Regions from separate parts of the Homo sapiens genome. Here region 1 is linked to region 2. Evidence: chromatin loops called from intact Hi-C (ENCODE). Cell type or tissue: endothelial cell of umbilical vein. All regions are shown on one strand. Links, peaks and the distances in the headings refer to the core of each region. The heading gives the core; the rest is flanking DNA. Region 1 has its middle 160 kb from the start of DAAM1. Region 2 has its middle 20 kb from the start of GPR135.

The links. A loop is a pair of places that touch in the nucleus more often than their neighbours do. Peaks named below come from ENCODE experiments on the same cell type or tissue, not always from the same donor. Only the 100,000 strongest peaks of a DNase experiment are listed, where the experiment ranks them.
Region 1: a loop joins it to region 2, with 15 times the contacts of the local background. A loop is called at or near these places in 28 of 110 quality-filtered maps.

What each region holds. Positions count from the first base shown.
Region 1 is chr14:59,024,170-59,032,508 of GRCh38, forward strand. No RefSeq gene overlaps it. Among named protein-coding and RNA genes, the nearest start is that of DAAM1, 160 kb to the right of the region's middle. RefSeq lists a silencer at 4,563-4,612. In endothelial cell of umbilical vein, for the core only: a CTCF peak has its summit at 4,578 (motif pointing right); a DNase peak (open chromatin) is centred at 4,582; H3K27me3 peaks cover 309 bases.
Region 2 is chr14:59,440,820-59,449,158 of GRCh38, forward strand. No RefSeq gene overlaps it. Among named protein-coding and RNA genes, the nearest start is that of GPR135, 20 kb to the right of the region's middle. In endothelial cell of umbilical vein, for the core only: a CTCF peak has its summit at 3,600 (motif pointing left); a DNase peak (open chromatin) is centred at 3,552.

The sequences.
Region 1 (8,339 bases), core at 257-8,256, 420 kb before region 2:
GGATTCAGTCTTTTTAGTCTGATGCTGACTAGCCAGCTCATATTGGGTACTCTGTACTTGAGTTTTCCTATCCACAAATGAAGTTGAAACCTTCTAGAATTGCTGGGTGAGACACAGGACTTTAAATTTTAATTCAGTGGATGTCTATTATATAAAATTCCTGAAGTAAGTCTTATGGCATTATATGCCAGTGCTCTGAAAACCAAACAATGCTGCACATATCTTAGATATTATTTTAATGTGAGCCAATTTGAAGAAAACTAATTTCTCAACAATAAAAAAACCCAACTACCTCAGAAATACAACATTAACTCATGGCCCCTGCGAAATTTTCTTTATTATTCTACCACACTATAGTGATTAGTCTCAAATGAGATTTTCTGCAGCTGAGAAAAGATTTTGAGTGCAGATTCTTTACCTGGAATCCATGGATAGGCTTCGGGCAGTATTAGCCTCTGAATATGCCTGCAATATTTGCAGTGTGTGCATGTGTATTTGTGTATGCATGCACACACATCTAAAGGGAAAATCTTTAGATTTGATCAAAATCATGATGGTGTGTAAAGAATCAAAAACTATATGAGCCACTGTTTGGGGATGAAATTCTTAACTCTTAGTTCCAGTTGAGAATTAACACTTTACTTTGACCTGAAACTCAGCTGTTTTACGGAGTCATTTTTCTGGGAATGGTGTCCATGGTATTATGGTACTTAGTCTCCTGATCATGGTACGAAGTATTGATTGATTTAATATGGGCAGTTTGTTCTTTCTGCATCGCTATCAAAGATAAATTGGGACTATAAGTTGAACAATGATATACCTTGCAACCATTGAGCTAATGTTGTTGAATTGTGTTACTTAATTTGGAATTATAGCCGAAAATAGGTGATGCTCCATAAACATGTGCTTGATCTTTATAGATGAAACAAACTCAAGCCACAGGGCATCTTTTTAGTTAAGTGAATATGAGTCAGTATTTATCTGGAGACCAACAGGATTTCAGCTGGATCTGGCCTTCAGTTATTTTATTTTATGTTATGTATGGTGAGATCATAGATCCTAACTGTACACTTTAGTTTTGACAACAGCTTACACCTGTATGACCCATACGCCTGTCAAGATACAGAACATGACCGTGATTCCAGACAGTTCCTTTGCTTCTTTTCTCAGGAATCTTCTCTCTCAAGACTGATCTGGTTTCTTTCATTGCTAGCTAATCCTTTAATTATTGTAGAATTTTGTTCTAGTTTCTTATTTAGAAAATCAATTGTTATATTGGCATAGATTACTTTTTTTCAGTTTGTGCTGCCTAGAGTCTTAAAGATCTTTGGAGGTGGCTGGGGAGCCACTACCAGAGGATTGGAAGAAGGGGTGAAAGAGGATCTCAGATATTTTAGACACTTTCCCAACCCCTCCTTCAAGTGGAGTAGTTCCCTCTCTGAACTCTTTTATAAACTGGAATTCCATGTGGGGTTTGGTTTTAAAAGGGGGCTCTACCAGGTGCCTATGAATAGTGGATTGGATAAAGAAAATGTGGCACATATACACCATGGAATACAACTCAGCCATAACAAAGAATGATATCATATCCTTTGCAGCAACATAAATGCAGCTGGAGGCCATTATTCTAAGTGAATTAACACAGAAACAGAAAACCAAATACCACACGTTCCCACTTCTAAGAGAGAGCTAAACATTGGGTAGACATAGACACAAAGATGCGAACAATAAACACTGAGGATTCCAAAAAGCAGGGAGGGAGGAAGGGGAACACGTGTTGAAAACCTGCCCATTGGGTACTATGTTCACTACTTGTGTGTCAAGAACATTAGAAGCCCAAACCTCAGCATCATTCAGTAGACCCATGTAACGAACCTATACAAATACTTCCTAAATCAACAAATTTTAAATAAAAAGGTGTTCTACTTATTTTAAAAATTTATCTGACATAGGTCATTGTGCCAAAAACAACTACAATGTTTCAGTTAAACTATTATATAATCTGACTCTTGAAATGACAGTTAAGACTTCCTAAGATCCAAGGGAGGAAGTAATGGTTGGCAGCTGTGCAGAATGAAGGCTAATGAAATGAGGTGGCCCCACATTGAAGCCAGCAGCAACAGGACTTGGGAAAGCAATTCCTCAGTGGGGGTAGCCTTCCCTGAATGTGTCTTTGAAGTCACGTAGAGGAATTTGTTAATGATGCTCGTGCATTTTCTGCTATGTTTTCTCTATTTCTCTTGTAAGGTGACCATTTTGACTGTTTCAGGTCAATCTTGTGCCTTAAAATCAACTGGACTCAGGAACTGGCCAGAATCACTTACGAAAATATCTAAGTTTGGAATTGTCCTATTTTCTCCCCCAAATGCAAGTTCATTGTTTTGTGAATTACAACCTAAGGTCTATCTGTGCTAGGAGGTTTTGCTTTAATAGTAGAAACTGTAAATTATATACACTACAAATGTTCTCATATTTTCTGTCTTCTCATTATGGAAGACATTATGCCAATTACTCAAGGATCTAGAACCAGAAATACCATTTGATCCAGCAATCTCATTACTGGGCATATACCCAAAGGAGTATGAATCATTCTACTATAAAGACATATGTTTATTGCAGCATTATTTACAATAGCAAACACATGGAACCAACCCAAATGCCCATTAATGATAGACTGGATAAAGGAAGTGTGGTACATATACATCATGGAATACTATGCAGCCATAAAAAGGAATGAGATCATGTTCTTTGCAGGGACATGGATGAAGCTGGAAGCCATCATCTTCAGCAAACTAACACAGGAACAGAAAGCCAAACACCGCATGTTCTCACCATAAGTGGGAGCTGAACATTGAGAACACATGGACAGAGTGGGAAACAACACACACCAGGGCCTTTTGAGGAGTAGGGGGTGAGGGGAGGGAACGTAGAGGACAGGTCAATAGGTGCAGCAAACCACCGTGGCACACGTATACCTATGTAACAAACCTGCACGTTCTGCACATGTATCATGGTTTTTTTGTTTTAGAAGAAATAAAGAAAAAAAAGTTCTCATATTTAAGATAGGTCAATAGAAGAAACTATCTTTAGAATACAATTTATTTTTCTGAATTATCTGCTACTAGCTAAGTTTTATAAAGGGCCCATTAGAGAAGCATCTTTGTTGGTTGGTTGTTTTGATGCTGTATTCCTTTATTTCCCCCCAAAAAAGGGCATACATAATAATATTTTATATTTATATCTTGATTTACAGTGTGTAAAATGTCACATCGGTTTGTCATAACAACCCTGCAAAATATGTATTATAATGTCTATTTTAAAGATGAATAAAGTGAGATGCTGTGAGGTTGAGTGACCTGGTCACAAAGGTAGAGAGCACTAGAGGTCATACTCGTCCTAATATCTAAATCATTAGTATAGGCCGGGGGCGGTGGCTCATGCCTGTAATCCCAGCACTTTGGGAAGCTGAGACAGGCAGATCACCTGAGGTCAGGAGTTCAAGACCAGCCTGGCCAACATGGCAAAAACCCATCTCTACCAAAAAATACAAAAATTAGCCAGACGTGGTGGCGGGCACCCATAATCACAGTCACTCGGGAAGCTGAAGCATGAGAGCCACTTGAAGCAGGGAGGCAGAGGCTACAGAGAGCCGAAATCGCGCCACTGCATTATAGCCTGGGTGACAGAGTGAACTCTGTCTCAAAATAATAATAATAAATTAATTAATTAAAATAAATAAATCACTAGTATATGTCATATATCCAGGACCTAGTATCATTTACCTGCATTCTTTAAAAAGTACTGATGTGTTAAAAGACAATGAGTAGATAACTGTTCTTAATGCTAGACCTCAGTCTTACCCCACTTACTATTGTCTTGCAATGAAATTAAAATATTTAAAAATTTTAAAAGAATGTTTCCATGCAGAAAGGAGACAAAATCATTCCTCAAAACTTGAGAAAGTTCCAGGCAAAGGGAAATGATTAATTTCTCTTAAAGCAGATCAGGTCTTTCATCTTGGCAAATTACTCTGAATTAGAAGTCTTCCCTAGATTGTAGATCAAACTTAACAAGGCTCGCTGAACTAAGAAAAGGCATATTTGACTGCATGGTGAGAAAAGTAAAAAATAAAAGACAAAGGCTCCTGCGAAAAATCTCCCTGCAAATGCCTGTAATACACACAGTGAACAAGCCAAGCTTTGCTAACACATGTGCCCAGCCTGATCATTGGCGCCTGATGAAGTGGCATATTATAAGCGAGGATTGAGAATATAATTTTTAAACAAATAATCACTTAACTGAATGCACCATTACTTAGAATATACACTTCCTATCAAAGAAGAAAGAGCATTTAGTCACACATGAGGAGCACCAATGCTGGAAGGGAATAGAGTCTAGCAGAGCATAACATTGCAATCCTGGGGGCAAATTGGAGCCATAAATCTGGATGAGTCACTGAGGGCCTGAATTCCTACAGCTATCACAGATGAGGGTAAAGAGGAGAATAAACAGCAGAGAAAACAGATGACAAAGGGTGAGACTGGGCAGCTGGACAAAAGGCTGCACACGTTGTTAGGACCCCGGGAAGCCACAGGAGGGCAGCAGAAGCAAGTGGCACAGACGTAAGTTACAGAGCGTCCTTTCAGGAAGGGTGCATTTTAAAACATATCAATCTGTCACAGAATCTAGACTTCAAACCGCTGGAAGTTAGTGGAGTATTTCTTAATGGCTCTTATGCCATTAAACTGAACCCAAAACAATGTTTATATGCAATCTAAAGATTCAAAGGATTAGGTAGGAGAAGTGAGTCTGGTGAAGGGATTTTCTGAGCAGGGAAGACAGAAGGTGCATTCTTCCTTTCATTATTTTCTCATTGTCTGCCATCATGGGTAGAGTATTCATGGACCAGTAACTAAGAATTCAGGACAGAGGCTGTGGCCTTTCTTAGAAGTAGTGGCAAGCAGGCAGCTAAAGATATGCTAACAACCTCAATCAGAATGTAGAATGAATGAAAAGTGTATCTGAGGAAATTGACAATTGATTGACGAGACTCCTTAATTGCTCATTAAAATTATACCTGGGGAGCTACAATGAGGGTCCCTCCAGAAAGGACCCTCTTAGCCACTTCTTGTGCTCCCATGAGTTTTTAATAATTGTATGAATAAAAGAGCATAGATTTTTGCTTAATCACATTTCTTTTCAAAAAGGAAAGTGAGAATCTATTACTGAAAAAGAAAATACCATTCCAGCATGCCATCTAAGTAGTGCCCAAAACAGACCTGTCATTATGTTAAGAGCTAATTTTGACCTATGGATGAACTTCTTTACTTCAATTTAAGGATAGAAAGCTCAACTTTTAAGGATATGGGTGAATCTGCCCTATAATGTTGGGACAGTGAGTAGGAAAATACTTATTTTGTTCAGGGAATGTATTCTTTTCACCCTTTCCCCTTGAGGCTTGAATTTGCTTTTTCATCTTTATAAAAATCTGATAAATTATCAAAATAAAATAGGCATTAACCAAGAATTCCCTTTCTAGGAAATGATTCCAAAAATTAATCAGATGCAAAAAGTGATGTATGTTCAAGGATGTTTTGAGGAATGGATGTCCTATTTACGTTTGAGAAAATGGAAAATAACCTCACATTTTTATAATAATAATAACAATAACAAATCTTTATTGAATATTAACTTTGTACCAGATCCTACTAAGCCCTCTTACTTGTTTCTCACAACAAGCCTAGCAGGTAGGTGTTATTACTATACCCATTTTGGAGATGAGAAAGCCATGCCTCCAAAAGGTTAAGCAACTTGCTGAAGGTCACACATCTAATACAAATTGGAGTGGGGATTTTGGTTCCAGAACCCATAGATTTAACATCTATATTATATATCTTCTTTTTATATAACAGAATGATTAAATATATTTGGGTACATCCTCATAATAGGATATTTTCCAAAATTAAACATCGTGATTTTTGAAAAATAGTAATGCAAAATGAAAAACAATATAATGTTAAGTGAATAAATCAGGATACAAAATAGTAGGTGCAGTATGATTTCAATTGCGTAAGATTCAAAAGAAAAATACATGTGAACATGTTCAAAGTGAACATGTTTCTGGATGGTATATTGAAATTCTTGTCTTTTCATCTTTTCGTATTTTCTAGTTCTTTATATGAGCATACTTTGCTTCTATAATTATGAAGTTATTGTGTAGCAGATGCACAGTGAAGAGAACTTTTGCATTTTTATTCTGTAAGAAAATTTGACATAATGAATGCTGTAGTTTGGATATGGTTTGTTTGTCCCCACCAAATCTCTTGTTTGAATTTGATCCTCAATGTTGGAGGTGGGGCACAATGGAAGGTGTTTGGGTCAGGGGGTGAATCCCTCATGAACAGATTAATGCCCTCCCTCTGGGGCGAGTGAGTTCTCACTCTATTAGTTTCCATGACAGCTGGTTGTTGAAAAGAGCCTGGCACCTCACCTCTCTCTCTCTTGCTTCCTTTCTCTGCAAACCTGTGATCTCTGCACAAGTCAGTTTCCCTTCACCTTCCACCATGAGTAGAAACAGCCTGAGGCCTTCACCAGATGCAGATGCCCAATCTCAAACTTTTTCAGCCATCAGGACTGTGAGCCAAATAGTCCCTTTTTATTTACAAATTACCCATCCTCGGATATTCCTGCACAGCAATACAAAATGGACCAAGACAATGAACTTGACAGTTGCTTAGGAATTTGTAGGCAAATTTGCATGAGTCCAAACATTTGGTGGGAGGTGAGGAACAAGAATCTGACTCCTATCAGTAATTCATAGCTACTGAAACTTGTTGGGGAGAATTATGGTGGCTTAACTAAGTAGCAGTAAAATGTGATTGAGGCCCGTAAATAAAATCACCATGAGGGTGGAAAAGAGCTGGGGTTAGCGGTTGACCCCTGCAATTGTGAACCTTCCCATAGAGACAGTATGTCCCAGTTAGGATGCCTTTGCCTATGAATGACACAATACCCAGCTAAAATTGGCATAGGTAATAAGTATATTACTTTCCATGAGAAGCTCAGAGGCACAGTGGTTCCAGATTTGGTTCAGCAAACTAATATGCGCAATGAAGCCAGATCCTTCCAGTCTTTTCTCTCACCATTCTCAGCATGTTGACAACCTCTCCCCTCATTGTCTCATAATGGTGGCAGTAGTTCCAGGCATCACTTGGAGATTTGACCACATTCAATGTGTATGGAAAGTTGTTTTTCCTCCCATGCATTTCTTCTTACTAAGAAAAACCTTTTCCTGAAGCCCCTGATATATTTCCCATTGTTCTCTATCAGGTAGGATTATATACTAGCAAGAGAGTAGGAAAGGGGAATGGCTTTTGGGTAGGCAACATCCATTATCTGCACAAGTTGTTCTGGGTGATGCAGGGAATAGTAGAACTTCACCTGGTCCTTCAGGTGAAGGAGCTGTGTATTCAAGCATTGTAAATTGGGAGCCCCAGACAGATTTGACATGGAGCACCTTGGATGCATGTAGCAATGACTGGGAATGGGAATCAGGGACCAACCTCCTGAATGAGATAAAGGTCAATCATCCTGAGACTTCCGGGTATTACAGGAGAGAAGGCGCTGGTGGGATTCAAGTGATTTAATGGGCACATTTAAAGGAAATGTGGGATGGGCGTGGTGGCTCATGCCTGTAATCCCAGCACTTTGAGAGGCCAAGGTGGGTGGATTGCTTGAGCTCAGGAGTTCGAGACCAGCCTGGACAATATGGTGAAACCCCATCTCTAGAAAAAATACAAAAATTAGCCAGGTGGAGTGGTGCATAACTGTTGTCTCAGCTACTCGAGAGGCAGAGGTGGGAGGATCGCTTGAACCTGGGAGGCAGAGGTTGCAGTGAGCCAAGATCACTCCACTGCACTCCAGCGGGCAATAGAAGGAAACCTTGAAAAGAAAAAAGAAAAGAAAAGAAAAGAAAAAAAGAAAAGAGAAAAGAAAAGAAAAAGAAAAGGAAAAGAAAAATGTGACCATACATCATGCTGGTAAATGGGATGTTGAGATTACATTTTGATAGAAGAATGAAATTATCTAAGAGGACATGTTAGCAAGATAATATGGTAAGATAAACATTTTATATGAAATAAAAAAATAATAATTTGATTGGTAAATAAGGCAAAGAAAGCTAAAAGATTTTTTAAAAAACAAGCTGAAACAATACCAGCAAATGCATACATGAAGAATAAAAAATAATTTGGCTAAAAGAAAATGTTAGAAGAATAAAAAGGATCAAATATAGTGATACACAAAGTCAATTAAATGTATACATTTGACACATTAAAAAA
Region 2 (8,339 bases), core at 238-8,237:
AAGGAGTAGCTTAACTTTTAATGGATCAGGAGGGGAACTTCATTCCATGCTAATGACATACCACTTTCCCCATAATTAGGGAGGATGTTTATTCAGCCAGGATGCTGAAAAATACATTTTAAGATATAGAAGCAGCATCTGTGTTCATACCATATTGGTTGTTGAATATTTTGACTATTATACCTGCAGTTTGATAAATTGAAGGTAAGTTGTAAGTACATAAAGTTGATTAGCCTTTTCGGCACCAAAGGCAAAAAAAAAAAGAAAAAAATCTGGAAACTACTTAGAAATTATTTGACAGCATTGACCTCAAGTTCACCTCTGTTATGGACTTAAGCGCTTTGATACACAAGAGTATTTTATTTGTTTTAGAAGAGGCTGTCAGGTTATCCATTTCATGTTAAATCCAATATTCTTTGTTTAATTTCTGATTATTTTTGTTTGCATTTATCCCAAATATTGATTTAGAATAAAATCCACTCTTGACCCTGACTTTTCTCCACTACCTATTTTTCAGGAAAATTTTTGCAAATAGGCTGATTGAGTAGACTATATAGAAATGAACAAACATCTTTTTATCAGCTCTTTAAAAAATGTGTAGACACGCAGTAATACAAAAACATTGCTCCAATTAAGAAAGCAAAAGTACAAATATGCTTACATTGAAAAACATTTTTTGAGACAATGGTATATTTTAATAGTCTAGAGTGGCTCATTTATATTACTTGGGTTTATGAGTAGAATGAGAGGCATTGTTATGGAGGATGAGAGGAATAATGTAAAAATAAAGTGAACTAAGAGTGTATTTGCAACCTAATTTACTTTATTTAAAAAATTTTGTGACTCGCCCAATCTATGTGCTTCATAAGACAACTATCTGTTTCACTGCTTTCAACCGGGGTCTAAGAGCCTGGCACATAATAGATGCTCGATAACTGTGTGTCAAACGAATAAATGCACAAAGTGTTCATTGCTCACCTAATATGCCACAATAGCAAACAACTTCTCTCTCTCCTTCTTCCTTTCTTTTGTAAATTTTCTTTATCTTCTTCTCTCCCTCCTTAGCCCCCTCTTCTTCCTTCCCTCTCCTTATCTCTCTTTAGTCTCCTCTCTGTTCTTCCCTCCCTTCTGTTCTCCTTTCAAAGTAGATCACAGAAAGATGTTTAGGAGACATTCATTAGAGAATGTTCAGTAGCACAAAGACAGCAGAAAATGTATACAGTATCACATTTTCCATCCTTTCTTTTCTTTTTTAACTAAATCTTGAAATTCTGAAGTTATGTGACTTTGTATGTTTTAAAGGGGTGTTGTCGTGTTGCATGGGTGTCTTGTGTAACTAAAACAAACTCTCCACCCTGCCCTTGTCTTATTGTGCAGTTTCTTTCTTTTCATTTTTATTTTATTTACTTATTTTTTTGAGGCAGGGTCTCATCTCACTCTATTGCCCAGGCTGGAGTACAGTGGCATGATCTCGGCTCACTGCAGTCTCACCCTCCCTGGGCTCAAGCAATCCTCCCATCTCAGCCTCCTGAGTAGCTGGGACTACAGGCACACAACACCACACCCAACTTTTTTTTTTTTTTTTTCCATAGAGATGGGGTTTCACCATGTTGCCCAGGCTGGTCTTGAACTCCTGGACTCAAGCCATCTACTCACCTTGGCCTCCCGAAGTGCTGGGATTATGAGCATGTACCACCACACCCATCCCACAGTTTCTAAGAGAATCTGACCTTTTTCAGTTTCCAGAGACAGTCTTTGTGATTAATGATCTATCTGTGTTAGTCTAAGACTCCAAGACCAATCTCCCATTTCCAAAGACAGAACTGGGAGAAACTTCCCTTTCCTCTAAAGAGGTGATTCTGTATGTAAGCTAAGAGTAATCAAAGCAAGTTAGAATGCAATCTCCTTATATCCTTGTGAGAAGGATGGGAGAGGCTCCCCACACATGAAGGTAAACAAGAGGTTGCAGATTTTCACCATCGTTGACAGGGTGGGTGGTGTGCTGGCAGAGGGGAAGCAGTAGAGTTATTCAGGCTGAATGGACATCACTAAGGGAACCAGGTTCTTTCAGGTGCACAGGGGAAATCAGCAAGTTTCAGTGAATTCATGACAACTTGCCTCAGGCTGCTATGAAAGATGGCCACAAGGTCTCCTCTATTAGTGAGGCTAGCTAGGTGCAATCCTGACCTTTATTAAGAGTAACCAGACATTCGGGAGCTGGTTGCCTAAGTGCCCAGTAATCAGTTAAAAAGATGTCACAGAAAGGCAATTTCACTCTTACATTTCAAATATAATATTGATGCTAAGATTCAAACTGACTGGAAAAACAGAGATTCATCCAGCCGCAGAGGGCCTGATAGGGATAAAGGAGGCATGCTAAGGGATATAAATTACTACTTCTGTGAACTCCCAGAAAAGATTCTACCCTTGTTAATTTCATCCTGCCTCCTCCTCACTCTCAGATCCCCAAACCTCCACCCTTGTCTGCCTCTCTTCCCATCCATCCCTGCTGTGGGTTCTAATCCCAATCCTGCTGTTGTTTAGCTGGCTATATTATCTTGAACAAGTTATTTTTCTTTGAGTCTCAGCTTCTTCATCTATGCAATGGGGAATAGTAATATCCGGCCCATTGATATGAAATAATATGAGCAAAGGACTTCATGGAGGCAATCAATAAATGCTAGATACATCCCAAATCCCACTCTCTAAAGAATAGTCTTAGAAAACTAAAACTTTCAAATCACAAGCCTAACTCTATTTTCCAAATGTAAGAAATTTGCCTTATTTCTCAGTTGCCCTGATGCATTCCATCCATCATATAAAATAAATAATTTAAATGAAAAGTTAATTGAACGCTTAGAGCACTAAAAGTCATTCTAAGTTCTTCTTTCAGAGAATTAAAGATGCAAAAGGAAAAACTAATTTCAACATTATGCATTCAAAGAAATCTAAATTGTAACAAATTATTTATGTATATATTTAGTCTCTATTTCCTGTTCAAATACTTCAAATACATTTATAACCATTTGGAACTGTTATTACCAATATTTTAAGATGTTACACGATCCAATAGGAAATATTAACTGTTTTATTGTTAAAGAGTCATATTAAAATAATGCCATGACATATGTGTTATCAATTAGGCAATGAGCTACCAGTCAATATGTTTTGCCTTATAAAGAATTTTAGCCAAGATAAAGCTTGTTTGTTTGACTTAGAAAGCCAAAGTTGAACCTGTGTGATAACTCTTTGATCACATGTAATAACTGAAGCATAAGAAAATTGGTTTTTAGTATAATCACCAATCGTCCTCCCTTCCTCCCACTGAGAAAAAAATTCGGCCTTGTTTAAATACTCAGCTTAATTAAATTATGTATTTAATATATGATACATTTGTCTTGGCTTTGCATAGCACAAAAATGATAGATTAAATTTTTATGTGATAATTAAAGCCAAACTGTTATCAATAAGAATGTTAAAGCATTTAAAGATTATGAAAGTTTAATGTGTTCTGATGTGTTGCTTTTCAAAATCGTTGGGGCATTCCCGCTTTGAAAATTGTTGTACTTGATAATGGAGCCTCCTTGTGGGGAATCAGCAGTATTTCAGGCTTTCAAATTGCAGGTGAACTGCTGTTTGAATTTTCCCCCTTCACAACGGGAATAGATGTACTGTAGTAGTGCTATCAAGAAAATATGTACTTGTCGCCGGGTGCCGTGGCTCACGCCTGTAATCCCAGAACTTTGGGAGGCCGAGGCGGGTGGATCACGAGGTCAGAAGATCGGGACCATCCTGGCTAACACAATGAAACCCCATCTCTACTAAAAATACAAAAAATTAGCCGGGCGTGGTGGCGGGCGCCTGTAGTCCCAGCTACTGGGGGGGCTGAGGCAGGAGAATGGCGTGAACCCGGGAGATGGAGCTTGCAGTGAGCTGAGATTGTGCCACTGCACTCCAGCCTGGGCGACAGAGTGAGACTCCGTCTCTAAATAAATAAATAAATACTAAAAAAAAAAAAAAAAAAGAAAAGAAAATATGTACTTGTCTCTGGACCCCTGACATCCAGAAACCAGCAGGAACTTAATGACTGCCAGAAAGTAAGGAAATATGTGCTGCCTTTCCTTTGGTTTGTCTGTAGTCCTGGTAGCTAAAGATAAACCAGTATTAATTTTTTTCAGTCAAATCGATTATGTTCTCTGGAGAGTAAACAAGTAGATTGACAAATTTTTTTACTTTTAAACTGCCCAATGTAGCTGGGCATGATGGTGCATGTCTGTAGTCCTAGCTACTTGGGAGGCCGAGGTGGGAAGATTGCTTGAGCCTAGGAGTTGGAGGTTACAGTGACCTATGATCCTGCACCTCACTCCAGTTTGGGTGAGAGCAAGACCCTGTCTCAAAAAACAAACCAACAATTAAACTGCCCCATGTAGTGGGGCCCTTGAACATATTGAATCAGGTAGATGCATGTTTTGCTTTAATCTCATGGAGTTATTCTCTACTTTTGACCAGAGAGCACATTCCTCTAAGAAAGATGTCAGGCCTCTGCTACGACCTCAGGTCCTCAGACCGACCAGCCCAAAAAACATCTCACCAATTTCAAATCCAGTAAGCGGCCTCTTTTTACTGTCTTCTCCAACCTCCCTCGCTATCCCTCAACCTCTTTCTTTCAATCTTGGCGCCACACTTCAATTTCTCCCTTCTCTTAATTTCAATTCCTTTCATTTTCTGGTAGAGACAAAGGAGACACGTTTTATCCGTGGACCCAAAACTCTGGCGCCAGTCACGGACTAAGGAAGGCAGCCTTCCCTTCGTGTTTAATCATTGCAGGGACACACCTCTCTGATTATTCACCCAGGTTTCAGAGGTGTCAGACCACGCAGGGACGACACCTCCCCTCCTTGCCAGGCCAAGCTAGATCCCAATTCTTCCTCAGCCTCTGCTCCTCCACCCTATAATCCTTTTATCATCTCCCCTCCTCACACCCGGTCCGGCTTACAGTTTCGTTCCGTAACTAGCCCTCCCCCTCCTGACCAGCAATTTACTCTTAAAAAGTCAGCTGGAGCCAAAGGCATAGTCAAGGTTAATGCTCCTTTTTCTTTATCCCAAATCAGATAGCGTTTAGGCTCTTTTTCATCAAATATAAAAATCCAGCCCAGTTCATGGCTCGTTTGGCATCAACCCTAAGACACTTTACAGCCCTAGACTCTAAAAGGTCAAAAGGCCGTCTTATTCTCAGTATACATTTTATTACCCAAATCTGCTCCCGACATTAAATAAAACTCCAAAAATTAAATTCTGGCCCTCAAACCCCACAACAGGACTTAATTAACCTTGCCTTCAAGGTGTACAATAATAGAGGCGGCTAAGTAGCAACATATTTCGGAGTTGCAATTCCTTGCCTCCACTGTGAGACAAACCCCAGCCACATCTCCAGCTCACAAGAACTTCCAAACGCCTAAACCACAGTGGCCAGGTGTTCCTCCAGAACCACCTCCCCCAGGAGCTTGCTACAAGTGCCAGAAATCTGGCCACCAGGCCAAGGAATGCCTGCAGTCCAGGATTCCTCCTAAGCCACGTCCCATCTGTGCAGGACCCCAATGGAAATCAGACTGTTCAACTCACCTGGCAGCCACTCCCAGAGCCCCTGGAACTCTGGCCCAAGGCTCTCTGACTCCTTCCCAGATCTTCTTGGCTTCTCTGACTCCTTCCCAGATCTTCTCGGCTTAGCGGCTGAAGACTGATGCCGCCCGATCGCCTTGGAAGCCCCGTAGACCATCACAGATGCTAGCTTTAAGTAACTCTCACAGTGGAGGGTAAGTCCGTCCCCTTCTTAATCAATATGGAGGCTACCCACTCCACATTACCTTCTTCTCAAGGGCCTGTTTCCCTTGCCTCCGTAACTGTTGTAGGTATTGACGGCCAGGCTTCTAAACCTTTAAAACTCCCCAACTCTGGTACAATTTAGACAATACTCTTTTAAGCACTCCTTTTAGTTTTCCCCACCTGCCCAGTTCCCTTATTAGGCTGAGACACTTTAACTAAATTATCTGCTTCCCTGACTATTCCTGGACTACAGCCGCATCTCATTGACGCCCTTCTTCCCAATCCAAAGCCTCCTTTGCATCCTCCTCTTGTATCCCCCACCTTAACCCCCAAGTATAGGATACCTCTACTCCCTCCTTGGTGACCGATCATTCCCCTTACCATCTCATTAAAACCTAATCACCCTTACCCTGCTCAACGCCAATATCCCAACCTGCAGCGTGCTTTAAAAAGATTAAAGCCTGTTATCACTTGCCTGCTACAGCATGGCCTTTTAAAGCCTATAAACTCTCCTTACAAATCCCCCATTTTACCTGTCCTAGAACCAGACAAGCCTTACAGGTTAGTTCAGGATCTTCGCCTTATCAACCAAATTGTTTTGCCTATCCACCCTGTGGTGCCAAACCCATATACTCTCCTATCCTCAATACCTCCCTCCACAACCCATTATTCTGTTCTGGATCTCAAACATGCTTTCTTTACTATTCCTTTGCGCGCTTAATCCCAGCCTCTCTTCGCTTTCACTTAGACTAACCCTGACACCCATCAAGCTCAGCAAATTACCTGGGCTGTACTGCCGCAAAGCTTCATAGACAACCCCCCTTACTTCAGTCAAGCTCAAATTTCTTCCTCATCTGTTACCTATCTCAGCATAATTCTCATAAAAACACACGTGCTCTCCCTGCTGATCATGTCCGACCAATCTCTCAACCCCCAGCACCTTCTACAAAACAACAACTCCTTTCCTTCCTAGGCATGGTTACTGCGGTCAGAATTCTTACACAAGAGCCAGGACCACAGCCTGTAGCCTTTCTGTCCAAACAACTTGACCTTACCGTTTTAGCCTACCCCTCATGTCTGCGTGCAGCAGCTGCCACTGCTTTAATACTTTTAGAGGCCCTAAAAATCACAAACTATGCTCAACTCACTCTCTACAGTTCTCATAACTTCCAAAATCTATTTTCTTCCTCATACCTGACGCATATACTTTCTGCTTCCCAGCTCCTTCAGCTGTACTCACTCTTTGTTAAGTCCCACAATTACCATTGTTCCTGGCACAGACTTCAATCCAGCCTCCCACATTATTCCAGATACCACACCTGACCCTCATGACTGCATCTCTCTGATCCACCTGACGTTCACCCCATTTCCCCATATTTCCTTCTTTCCTGTTCCTCACCCTGATCACACTTAGTTTATTGATGGCAGTTCCACCAGGTCTAATCGCCACACACCAGCAAAGGCAGGCTATGCTATAGTACAAGCCACTAGCTTGCCTCTTAAAACCTCTCATTTCCTTTCCATCGTGGAAATCTATCCTCAAAGAAATAACTTCTCAGTGTTCCATCTGCTATTCTACTACTTCTCAAGGATTATTCAGGCCCCCTCCCTTCCCTACACATCAAGCTCGAGGATTTGCCCCCACCCAGGACTGGCAAATTAGCTTTATTCAACATGCCCTGAGTCAGATAACTAAAATACCTCTTAGTCTAAGTAGACACTTTCACTGGATAGGTAGAGGCCTTTCCTACAGGGTCTGAGAAGGCCACCGCAGTCATTTCTTCCCTTCTGTCAGACATAATTCCTCAGTTTAGCCTTCCCACCTCTATACAGTCTGATAACAGACCAGCCTTTACTAGTCAAATCACCCAAGCAGTTTTTCAGGCACTCAGTATTCAGTGAAACCTTTATATCCCTTACAGTCCTCAGTCTTCAAGAAAAGTAGAACGGACTAATAGTCTTTTAAAAACACACCTCACCAAGCTCAGCCACCAACTTAAAAAAGACTGGACAATACTTTTACCTCTTTCTCTTCTCAGAATTCAGGCCTGTCCTCAGAATGCTACAAGGTACAGCCCACTTGAGCTCCTGTATGGACGCTCCTTTTTATTAGGCCCCAGTCTCATTCCAGACACCAGACCAACTTGGACTGTGCCCCAAAAAAACTTGTCATCCCTACTATCTTCTGTCTAGTCATACTCCTATTCACTGTTCTCAACTACTCATACATGCCCTGCTCTTGTTTACACTGCCGGTTTACAGTGTTTCTCCAAGTCATCACAGCTGATATCTCCTGGTGCTATCCCCAAACTGCCACTCTTAACTCTTAAAGTAAATAAATAATCTTTGCTGGCAAGGCTATGCTGAACCTCCTTAGGCACTCTCTAATTAGATGTCCTAGGTCCTCCCAATTCTTAGACCTTTAATACTTGTTTTTCTCCTTCTCTTATTCCGTTTAGTTTTTCAATTCATACAAAACCATATCCAGGCCATCACCAATAATTCTAAATGACAAA